Linked DNA regions of Homo sapiens: region 1 is linked to region 2. Evidence: chromatin loops called from intact Hi-C (ENCODE). Cell type or tissue: CD4-positive, alpha-beta T cell. All regions are shown on one strand.

Region 1 (5,000 bases), 320 kb after region 2:
CTGGGTTTTCGCTCTGTAGCTGGGGAACTTGGAGAGTTATGAGCGCCTGGGTGCAGGCCTCCAGGAGGGGCAGCGAGGTGCGCGGAGAGTCCGGGTGTGCTGGGCGACCGCCTCCTGCTCCGCGCGCCCCCCCTCCCCACCCCAGCCGCGAGTCAGCCTCACGCGGGCCCGCGGCGCGCTGCGATGATGGATCGCGCCTGGCGGGGGTGATTTGGTGTTGATCGCACATTATCACTGGCAGGTTGGACTGGTTGCTGATGGACGACTTCTAGCGGCGGCGGCAGCAGCGTCTTCAGACACCGCGCTGGGACTCGCTCGCTCGGCGAGGGTCTTTCCCCCCCCCACACCCCCTCCCTACTTCCAGGCGCCAGGAGGGCCTGAGAGTCCGAGTGGGGTCTCCTCGCGTCCAAGGCCGCCCGCTCCCGTCTGGGTCCGGGTGTGGGCTGTTGGCTGGGTGAGGAGAGGAGCCAGGACGCCTCTCCCACTTCCTCCCACTCCTCCTTCCCTTGCCGCCTGCTCCCCACCCCCTTCCTGCTTCCCCACCGAAACCCGGAGGCCCTGGGTCACTCCGCGGGTGATATCCACGCCGCCTGACCCTGGCCGCGGGGGTGCGGACTCCTCTGCTCCGCAGCCCCCGACCCTCTCCCCCGGTCGCAGCAGCCGCGGCACTGCGGTGCGCCCCTTCTCGCCTCTTTTTCTAAAGTGCCTGCAGATACAAAAGCGGTTTCGTAATGCCTTCCGTCTGCGAGAGCCGGAGGACCTTGGCTGACCTTTCGGAAACTGATTGCAACTGCCTGTTAACAGCCCGTACTGACCGCACTGAGCGGAGCGGAGGACAATCATTTAAGTGACAGACGGCGAGGTGGCCCCGGCTCAGTCGAGCGGCCTGGTTAAGCCCGCCCCGCCCCTCCCCCGACCCCCTCCCCTCCCGCAGCTACTCCCCCAGCCCCGGGCGCACTGCGGGCCGCGGCGGGCGCTCGGGCAGGCGGAGAGGACGCGCGCGCGCGTGCGTGTGTGTGTGTGCGCGCGTGTCCACGATTACCGGCCGACGGGTTAACCCTTTGCCGAGCAGCCGGTCCCTTTGAGGCCGGGTGCTGCCGGATTAATCTGCCATCTGCAAAAGAGGAATAACAGGGCCGTCTCCGCCGACTTTCCCTAATGGGTAAACTGTACCCTGTTAGCGTGACCCACGCTGCGTCCCTGCTGCTGCCAGGGAAAGATCCGGACCCTTGGCTCTTCTGCCGCGGCCCTGGGTCCCCTCCCTGCACTGCCCTTCCTCTGCACAGACACAGACACAAGGAACAGCACGAGGGGTCCAAAGGCTCCCAGGGGCTCGCGGTGCAGTGGACGTGGGTGTTCCCGGTGTTTTCTATTTTGGAAACTGGAGAAAGGTGGGGTGGGGGGGACGTAGAGAAAAGCCGAGGTGGGGGAGGGGAGGCTGGTGACAGGGCACCTCGGGCTTCGCTCGCTCCCTCTCTCGGGAGAGATCGCCAGCTGCTCTCCAACAGGCAGCGCCCTGAAATCTATTTAAAGAGAGGGAAAGGGGAGGAGAACAAAGGGGGAGGAGGGGGACGGCGAGCGGAGCCTGGGCGAGAGCGAGCGAGCAGGGAGGATCCGCCGCTCCGCGGGCACATCAAGCGCTCACATCTGTACACTCCGCGATCGATGGGGAGAATGGATAATATTTGTCAGCTGCAGACCTTTCTCTTCCCGGTTCCTGGGGAGGGGAGGGGGCGAGGAGGGGGAGGGGCGGGCAGGCCAGGCGAGAGAGGCCGCCTCAAGGACAGCGCGCTTCCCGCTGCAGCCACACGGAAACCCAGAGCCATGAAAGCCGGGGGATTTTTCTCTTATTATCATTATTAATTATTTTTTATTATTCCAGAGCAGCCAGCGAACGCTCGGTGGCGCCCCTCCCCCGCCGCCTCCCTTTGTTGATTCTCAGCTGCTAGAGCGGCGGGCCCGAGCCGCCACCGCCGCAGAGCACGATCTGCTCTTGCGCCCTCGGTCGCAGCTGCGGCCCAGGAAGCCGGGGCTGCGTCCCCGCCCCCTGCCCCCCACGGCGCGGCAGCCCTCGCACCCCCTCCTCGCCTCCCGCCACGAGGCCAGCCCTGCCTCTCCACTGCCTCTCGCTGCGGCTCCGAGTCCCCAACGCAGAGCAGAGGCACTGGCTGCTGCGGCCCCGAGCCTCCGGCCGCGCGGGGGCCTTTGCCACCCCCTAACCCCCGCGGCTGCACTCTGATGCCGCCGTCCTCACACATGGTCTTCATTTTGCACACTAGCGGCGTGCTTCCTCTCAGCTCCTCTCCTCGGGGCTTTTCGGAGCGAGGAGGGAGGTTTAGAGGAAGTTAGAAACCCAGCGAGCCCAGGGGAAAGGGGGAAAACCCTCGCTCTTAGTCTCAGCTTCCGAGGCAGAGGGAGCGCCCCGCGGGGGGTGGGGCAGAGTCTGGGTGCCCTCCCCTTCCTTGGATGCAGGAAAGGTTAAGTGAGGGGTGGCGGTCGGAGGAGCGACAGATTTGCTTTTGCTCATCCACATGCCTGCTCAGACCGGCCTGGGTATCACTGACCCGGCACTCTCGGAACGGCAGAACCCGGATGGGAGCAGATCCGCCAAGCGGTCATCAAACAAGACCAAAGACATTTCAGCTGTCCCCCACCCTCGGGCCTTGGGCGAGGGTGGGGGTGCCCCCTGGGTCTTTGCTTCCTCGCGCACCCCAAGGTTGGAAGGCCAAAGCCGACGCCTCACAGACCGGGGGTCCGGGCCCCCTCTCTAGGGCGGAGGTGTGCAGAAAGCTCTAGTGCGAGTTTACTTGCGGCCTGGCTACCCCCTCCCCCCGCCGCTGTCCTGCGATTCCGGGCCAGCCTGCGGCGGCGTCCCCGACTGCTCCGCGGTCCTGGGCAGGGCAGGAAGCTGGCACGGCCGACGGCTGGGCAGGCGCCACTTGGCCGGGCAGGCTGCTCGCTGGAACTCGCGCGGCACCTTCGCGCCGAATCGGGTTCCTGGGTCTCCAGCCCGGTCACCCTGAGCGGTTTCACCCCCCACTTTGACCATCGGCCTCCCGCGGAAGTCTCCCTGTCTCCTCCCGCCCTCTCGGCTTTTCCCTTCCTCATTCTGTCTCGGGAGCTCCTTAATGCAGTCAACCGCCTTTCCCGAGATTCAAAAAGAAGTTTTGTGTTTCCCCGGGGGCAGCCGCCTAATGCTTCCCTTGTTTTCCGGAACAAAGCAGACATTCAGTGAGGAGGGGGCAGGCGCTGACTCCCTCCCCTCCCCGCAGCACCCCGCACTCCTGCAGATTCAGAACGCTGGCTCCGGGGCCCGGGTGGCCTGGGGGTGGGGTGGGGACCCCCTTCCCCTAGGCTTGGCCACAAAAGCCTCGCCCGGTAGCCGGAGAGAAAGCGGCGTGGTGTTTGGGTGAGGTTCCCAGCCCGGGCGGGGAGGGCGTGCACGCGGCTGTTTACAGTGTGCCTGTGCTGCTGGAAGCTCACCCGCCGCCGCTTGACAGCGTGGGGCACCCGCTGGCTGCCAGCTCAGAGGAGATGCGCAGCGGCGAGCCCTCCAGCACTCCACCCGAGGCCTCCGCAGCGCCAGGGCCAGGGCGCGCTGGGAAGCTCCAGGTCTCCAACCCCGAGTTCCTTCGGCCCACATACCCCTCCCCGTAACAATGGCCTAGATCCGGTAGTATATCAAAGGGACGGGGTGGGGAGGGGTGAAGAGCGCACAAGGGGCGCTCAGGGCTGTCGAAGCGCCTGGGTTCTGAGCATATCCCCGCCGCCGCCTGTCCCCTTGCAGGACTAAATTCCCCGGCCCGAGTGAGCGAAAGACAAATACTCTAGTGACTTGGAGGTGTTTCTCTCTCCGGATACCCCCCTGCAACCCCACCAACCCCTACCCACCGTGCCCAGTGAACTTCTCTCCACCCCACCCCGTGGGGACCGCTGCACTAGCTGTGCCCACGAGCGCCAGGCCTTCTCGTCGGCGCAGCGCTGCCTTAGATCCCGCTCCACCTCTTCCCCTCTCCTGGGCCTGTGGCCGGCCCCTGGCGCCTCCAGCGCGGCCTGAAACTTGATCTCACGTCGAAAGGACAGTGTGTAAACACCAGGCGCGCTCCGAGAACCCACGGGAGGGGCCGAGCGAGGGCCGCCGGGGCAGCTCGAGGCCCCGCGCCCCCGCCTGCCTGCTCGCCCGGGACACGATCGGCGGGGCCGCCGTCTCGCTCTCTGCCTCCCCAGTTGGCTCAGCTAATTGGAGCCGCCGCCGCCGCCACCGCTGCGGCCTCTTGTTGAATTTTCTAGATCGCAACCGTTCAGTCGTGGCTGCCTGTCGCTCCCCTCCCCCTTCCACAGCTGTTACCTCTGCCGGCAACTTGGTGGTGGTGGGGACCCGTCCCCCCGCTGACCCTGGCCTCAGGCTCCGAGTTCACCCCAGCAGTTCCAGGGGGTGTTTTTCTTCGAGACGTGGGAAGGGAGGTAAAGCCTTATCGGAACTGTGAGGCTTCGTGCCAGAATCCAAGGCTCGGGTACTAGCCAGAGGATCCTCCCGGCAGAAGGCCATGGTCCTCCCTGTCTTACACCAGGAGGTAGTGACAGTCCCGGAGGGAGGGGCTCCAGGAACAACTCTGCTGGCGACTTCTGTTCATTCCAGGAAAACATTACAGAAGGGTGAGGTGATGGGAGGCAGAAAGATCCCCCCTCCCTCCTGCTTGCCCCAATCCCTGTCAGCACTTGGGCATTTGGGACTTGGTGTGTAGGTTCCTTCTGCAGCAGAGCTCACCTGCGCCTTGGGCCTAATCCACCCACATGCCACAAGGATGCTTTTCCTCTTGGTTTGGAGTACCTGGTGGGTCCAGGGGGGAAGTGCCACCCTTAGTGGGTTCTGGAGGTACAACTCCCCCATGCTGGGTCAGTTCTATGCTTGTACCAGGAGGCCCTCCTGGGCCTTGGTCCTTCCCAGCCATCCCCAGCCTTAGCCTCCTTTCCCCTTGGCCAGCTGTCTCATGCCTTAA
Region 2 (5,000 bases):
GAAACTTGACCTGCAACAGCACAGGTGGGTCACTCTGTCCACTTGTGGTCGCCAGGCTGGACAGAGCAGGCTGGTACTAGAGCCGGGCACCCCCCGAGGGGAGATGAAGAGGCAAGAACCGGCTTTAATGACCAGCTCATTTGCAGACCTTTCCTTGACCTCCGCCCTGGCTGCCTTCTCCCTCTTCCTGCCCCTGTAGGCCCTCTGTGAGGGCACTCATTAGACCTGGGTTTCAGATTGTGTGCATTGTGGAATCTTACTGTCTGTCCCCTCTGAGCAGTCTCCTACATCCTGTGAGTGTGCCTGCTCAAAACCTGCCAAGGCAGGAGAACAGAAAAATGTGGACACAGAGGGGAGGGGAAGATAAGGAAAAGAGTGTTCCTGCCTCGAAAACATAAAGAGAGCCCCCCTCTGCCCGCCCCCCCCGCCCGCTTACATGCAAAAATGTGACAATTGACCCCCTCAGACGGCTCCCTCCTGCCCTGAAAGTGTTAATCCACCTCGCTGGGGGTAGGCCGGCCTCCCCACAGGCTATTTCCCTGGGCCTGCCTGGCTGGGGATCAGGCCCATTGTTAATAAGTAATGACAGCCAGCTCCTCCATGCATTCCCCTGGGGTTTTGTGTCAGAAACGTCTTCCCTCGCTGCCGCTCGAGCTGACAGGCTCCAGCTCCCGGCAGGCGGCTGTGAACACAAGCCAGCCTCCGCCAGGATGCCCCACGTCATCGGGCCCAGAGCCCCAGGGCAGCAGAGAGGGCAGTAATCCCATCCCTCCTCCCTTCTCAGGTGAGGATGATGTCAGCGGTCTGTAGGGACCGTGGGCCCTGTAGGGAACCTCATAGCCTCCTTCAGCAAGGGGTGGGGCTATGCTCTGATGAGTGGCAGATTCCTTAAAGCCTTAAGCCAGCAGGAGCCTGGCTGCATGGCCTCAGTCCCTGCCTCTGCTCTGTGGGAAATCAGCTCACTAGGGTTGGTATTGCTGATGACACCATTTTAAGGATGCCCCAGGAACTGGGTAGTGCAGGTGGCCTTGCTGACTAGCAGGAAGTTCCTTCTTCAGTCTGACCTAAGTCACACATCATGTTTCGCACTTACATTTGCCCAGAAAGGGTTCACAAACAAAAGCATTCTGGAACCTTCCGGAGAAAAAGACAATGTTTTTCCCTTGCCAATGCTCCATCCTGTTTTAACCTATATGCTTTACTGTTATTCAAGTATGGTGAGGCCAGCCATTATGGATGACCATTGCCATTAAAATGGAGACCATTGCCATTGAAAAGGCAGTTTGCTATACTCACAGATCCCAACAGGAGGGGGCATGCCACTCCATGGGTTGGGGAGGGGAGACCACGAGGAAGTGCTCAGTTTGATCAGGAAGCAGAGGTCGAGGAGGAAATGGTGGGCACGTACCTTTGTTGTGGTTTCTGCGGCAAGGAATGGGCCAGGCAGCATGAGCAAGTTTATGATTGGCTAGTTTGAATAATTTCAGTGGGCTCTGGGGTGTAGGGGCTGTCCCAGGCTGTCTAGTGGCTGGCCCTGGGGTAATTAGGGCTAGGAGTACGCTGTTAGGATAGCGGCCACTATTAGGATAGTGGCTTGGAGTGTGAGAGGCAGGAGCTGCTTCCTCTATTTAGGAATTGGCTAACTCTAAGAGGGGACAGTGCCTCCAAGGTCAGCAAGGCCCCGGTTGTCAGAGCATCAGAAAAGAAGAGACATGGTCGAGACCAGCCTGGCCAATATGGTGAAACCCTGTCTCTACTAAAAATACAAAAGTTATCCCGGCGCGGTGGCGCGTGCCTGTAGTCCCAGCTACTCGAGAGGCTGAGGCATAAGAATCGCTTGAACCTGGGAGGTGGAGGTTGTAGTGAGCCGAGATCGCACCACTGCACTCCAGCCTGGGTGACAGAGTGAGACTCCGTCTCAAAAAAAAAGAAGAAGAAGAAGAAGAGACATGGTTAATACATGTCCTGTTTCATTGTGCGTGGTTTATACTGATTGGAATAAGGTTCAGCTTATTATTGTGATTTGAAACCCACTGATAGCATGTTTTCAGCAGTACTATTAATTATAACAGAAAAGGGAAACAACCCAAATGTCCATCAGTATAAGAATGGTTAAATAATGGGCTAGCCATACTGTGGAATACTCTACAGCAAATACAAAAAAGACATACCTATGTGCACCGATACTGACTGCTCATGAAGATGTGTTAAATTTTAAAAGTTGTAGAGCCATTCACACCGTATAATCCCATTTATGTAAAAACAAAATGAGTAATAACAAACCTTTTGGTGGCATACGTACCTACATGTATATAAATACAAAGAAAAGACTATCTGGAAGAACGTACACCCACGATGAACAGTTTTGACCTCTGGGGAGGGTGTGACAGGTTGATTTCTCATGGAAGCAGGTGCTGAGGTGGAGTAAGGAGGGCCAAGGGTTTGTTGGAAGTAGCACCGCGGAAGGAGGAGGGGAGGAAGAAGGACGGGGCAGGGAGAGCCATCAGGTGGCAGTGCAGATCTGAAAAGTCTCTGCTAGCCCAGCGGGAGTTCCGAGCAAAGGTGCTCATCAGAGGAACCCTGTCTAATTCAGAAAGGGCTGGCCCTGAGTACCACCCGCCTTGCTCAGCCGCTTGCCGGGGAACACGTGGGAAAGGTTGAGGTGGGCCCTGAGGCTGTCTGCTCACAACACTCGGAGAAGTTGCACAGCAGATGTGCTCCTGAAGGGGATCGGAGCAGCTCAACCCCACGTCTGCCACAGAAGGCTTGGGGTGTGGGGAGGAGGAGGGGCCGGGGAAATGTGTACTTTCCTGGCATTTGACTTTGCGCCTGGAGACTACTGATGTATGCAAGTTGTAAACAGAGGGAAAGACAGAGAATCTAATTGGCTCCTGCCTGTGACTCCTCCTCCTTCTCGCAAGTCCTCACATGCTCTCAGCAGCTGCAGGGGCCCAGGAATCCACCCAGCTGCAGCATTTACTGTTTCTTGTCGTCTGGCTTTAGCTCAGAAGACCATATGCTCACATCCACTCTCTCCTCCTCTGACTACACCATACTAGCATAGTTAACATTCCTTTCTAGGAACAGTTCAGTGGCACTGTGCAGGCTCAGGATGCCAGGTGTGATACGAATGCTGGGGAGAGAGAAGCAATAGCTTAGGTCCTCGCAGGGGAGATGGAGAGTCACACATTTGCAGCTTCACACTTTTCAGGGCAGTATGTGCTCTGTGCTGAAGGAGAAGTTCAAGGAAGGGTCATTAGCAGGCATGACTCTGACCACCCCGAGCATGGTTCAGGTCAAGGCACGCTTCTTCAATGGGTGGCATTTGGACTTGGCCTCAAAGGATAGAGAAGGAAGGAAAGAACATTCCAGTAAAAGGGAACAACATGAATATAGACAGAGAAGGGGCCGGGTGCAGTGGCTCACGCCTGTAATCCCAGCACTTTGAGAGGCCGAGGCAGGCAGATCACCTGAGGTCAGGAGATCAAGACTAGCCTAGCCAACATGGTGAAACTCCGTCTCTACTAAAAATACAAAAATTAGCTGGGCGTGGTTGCAGGTGCCTGTAATCCCAGCTACTCGGGAGGCTGAGGCAGGGGAATTGCTTGAACCCAGGGGGCGGAGGTTGCAGTGAGCCGAGATCATGCCATTGCACTCCAGCCTGGGCGACAAGAGCGAAACTCCGTCTCAGAAAAAAAGAAAAAAAAGACAGAGAAGGGGAATATGCAACAGATGTATAGACTCCAATCTAATTCAAAAGTCCAGAGATCATACTGCCTTCAGACAAGTCCCAACCCAATATCTCTCAGGGTTGGGCTTCTCTTCATCTTGCCATATAGCAATCCTGTGGTGTTGGATTCGTCCCCAAATTTCAAACACCGCCTCCCCCGCCGCTCCAGACTGCTTACAAAACGACTGCCATGGTTCCGCACCTCACATCTCCACACCACACAGGCCAAAGGAAAAGAGAACAACTCCCTCCAACAGCTACCGAGGAAGATACCTTTAGCATCACTTTTCCATAAGGCCCCAGCAACAGTCTCCTGACATCTCATTGGTGCTAGTCAGGCTATGTGCCTATCCCTGGACCAATCACTGAGGCTAAGTGGATTTCTAGGTCCTGGAAGGGAGACATTGGTTGGAGATGGCTTCGGCTTAAAGATAATGCCAATTCCTATGGGGCAAACAAGCTTCAGAACTTACCAGTTACTCCTAAATCTAGAACAGGAGTTGAGATATGAATGTAGCAAAAACCTTCAAAAGCATCATTAGAGGAAAAGACAGGACAACGTAGAGATCTATAATTTTTTTCCCTGCTACACTTTAATTGCCCTTCTCTGGCATGCACTGCATAAATTAAGAGCTAGTTAATGCTGTAATGCGTAAAACAATTTCATGCATCTTAAATATTGTACTTGTACTTTAATTCCACATTAAGTGGTCCCCTGAAATTTTTAAATTTACAAAGTCACTGCTGTGCTACATGAAAAAGGTGCTAATTAAGTGTTAATCAGTAGCCAGATAACCTTCCCTAAACCCTGCCCAAGGTCTCCAAAATGACCCATTGCCAGAGAACTCGATGTGATGGCCACAGAACAGAGAGTGCAGAGCAGACACAAAATGGTTTTTCAGCCACATCCCAGCCAATTAAGGCAGATTTGCTTATTATGCAGTTCTAATTAAATGGCATCCACTTTAGTGGACACAAGACTAATAATAATAATAGTATTTAATACCAGCAGAGCTTTCCAAATTCAAAACACTGGGAAAACACTAGCTGATTAACAAGTGGGCATCCCTTTCTGGGCAAGAAGAGGGCTTTTTGGGTGGGCTTGCTAAGAAACAGGAGGCATGCACAAGGACAGATAAAATGAAAAGATATGGTTCCCTCTCTTTAAGGGGCTCACCCTCTTATAGACCAGCAGTGCTACTCGCTACTCAAAGTGTGGCCCGTGAACCAGCTCTGGATCACAATGATATAAACATGGAAAATGACAGTA

Evidence for each region. Peaks named below come from ENCODE experiments on the same cell type or tissue, not always from the same donor. Only the 100,000 strongest peaks of a DNase experiment are listed, where the experiment ranks them.
Region 1: a loop joins it to region 2, with 4 times the contacts of the local background. A loop is called at or near these places in 2 of 110 quality-filtered maps.

What each region holds. Positions count from the first base shown.
Region 1 is chrX:40,150,988-40,155,987 of GRCh38, reverse strand. It overlaps a transcript of BCOR not described here. Among named protein-coding and RNA genes, the nearest start is that of BCOR, 56 kb to the right of the region's middle. RefSeq lists a silencer at 2,153-2,202. In CD4-positive, alpha-beta T cell, no CTCF peak of the experiment used is centred here; DNase peaks (open chromatin) are centred at 157, 1,957, 2,367, 3,467 and 1 weaker place; H3K4me3 peaks cover 3,505 bases.
Region 2 is chrX:40,470,082-40,475,081 of GRCh38, reverse strand. No RefSeq gene overlaps it. Among named protein-coding and RNA genes, the nearest start is that of ATP6AP2, 110 kb to the left of the region's middle. RefSeq lists enhancers at 2,589-2,768, 3,009-3,058. In CD4-positive, alpha-beta T cell, no CTCF peak of the experiment used is centred here; DNase peaks (open chromatin) are centred at 2,541 and 2,821; H3K4me3 peaks cover 437 bases.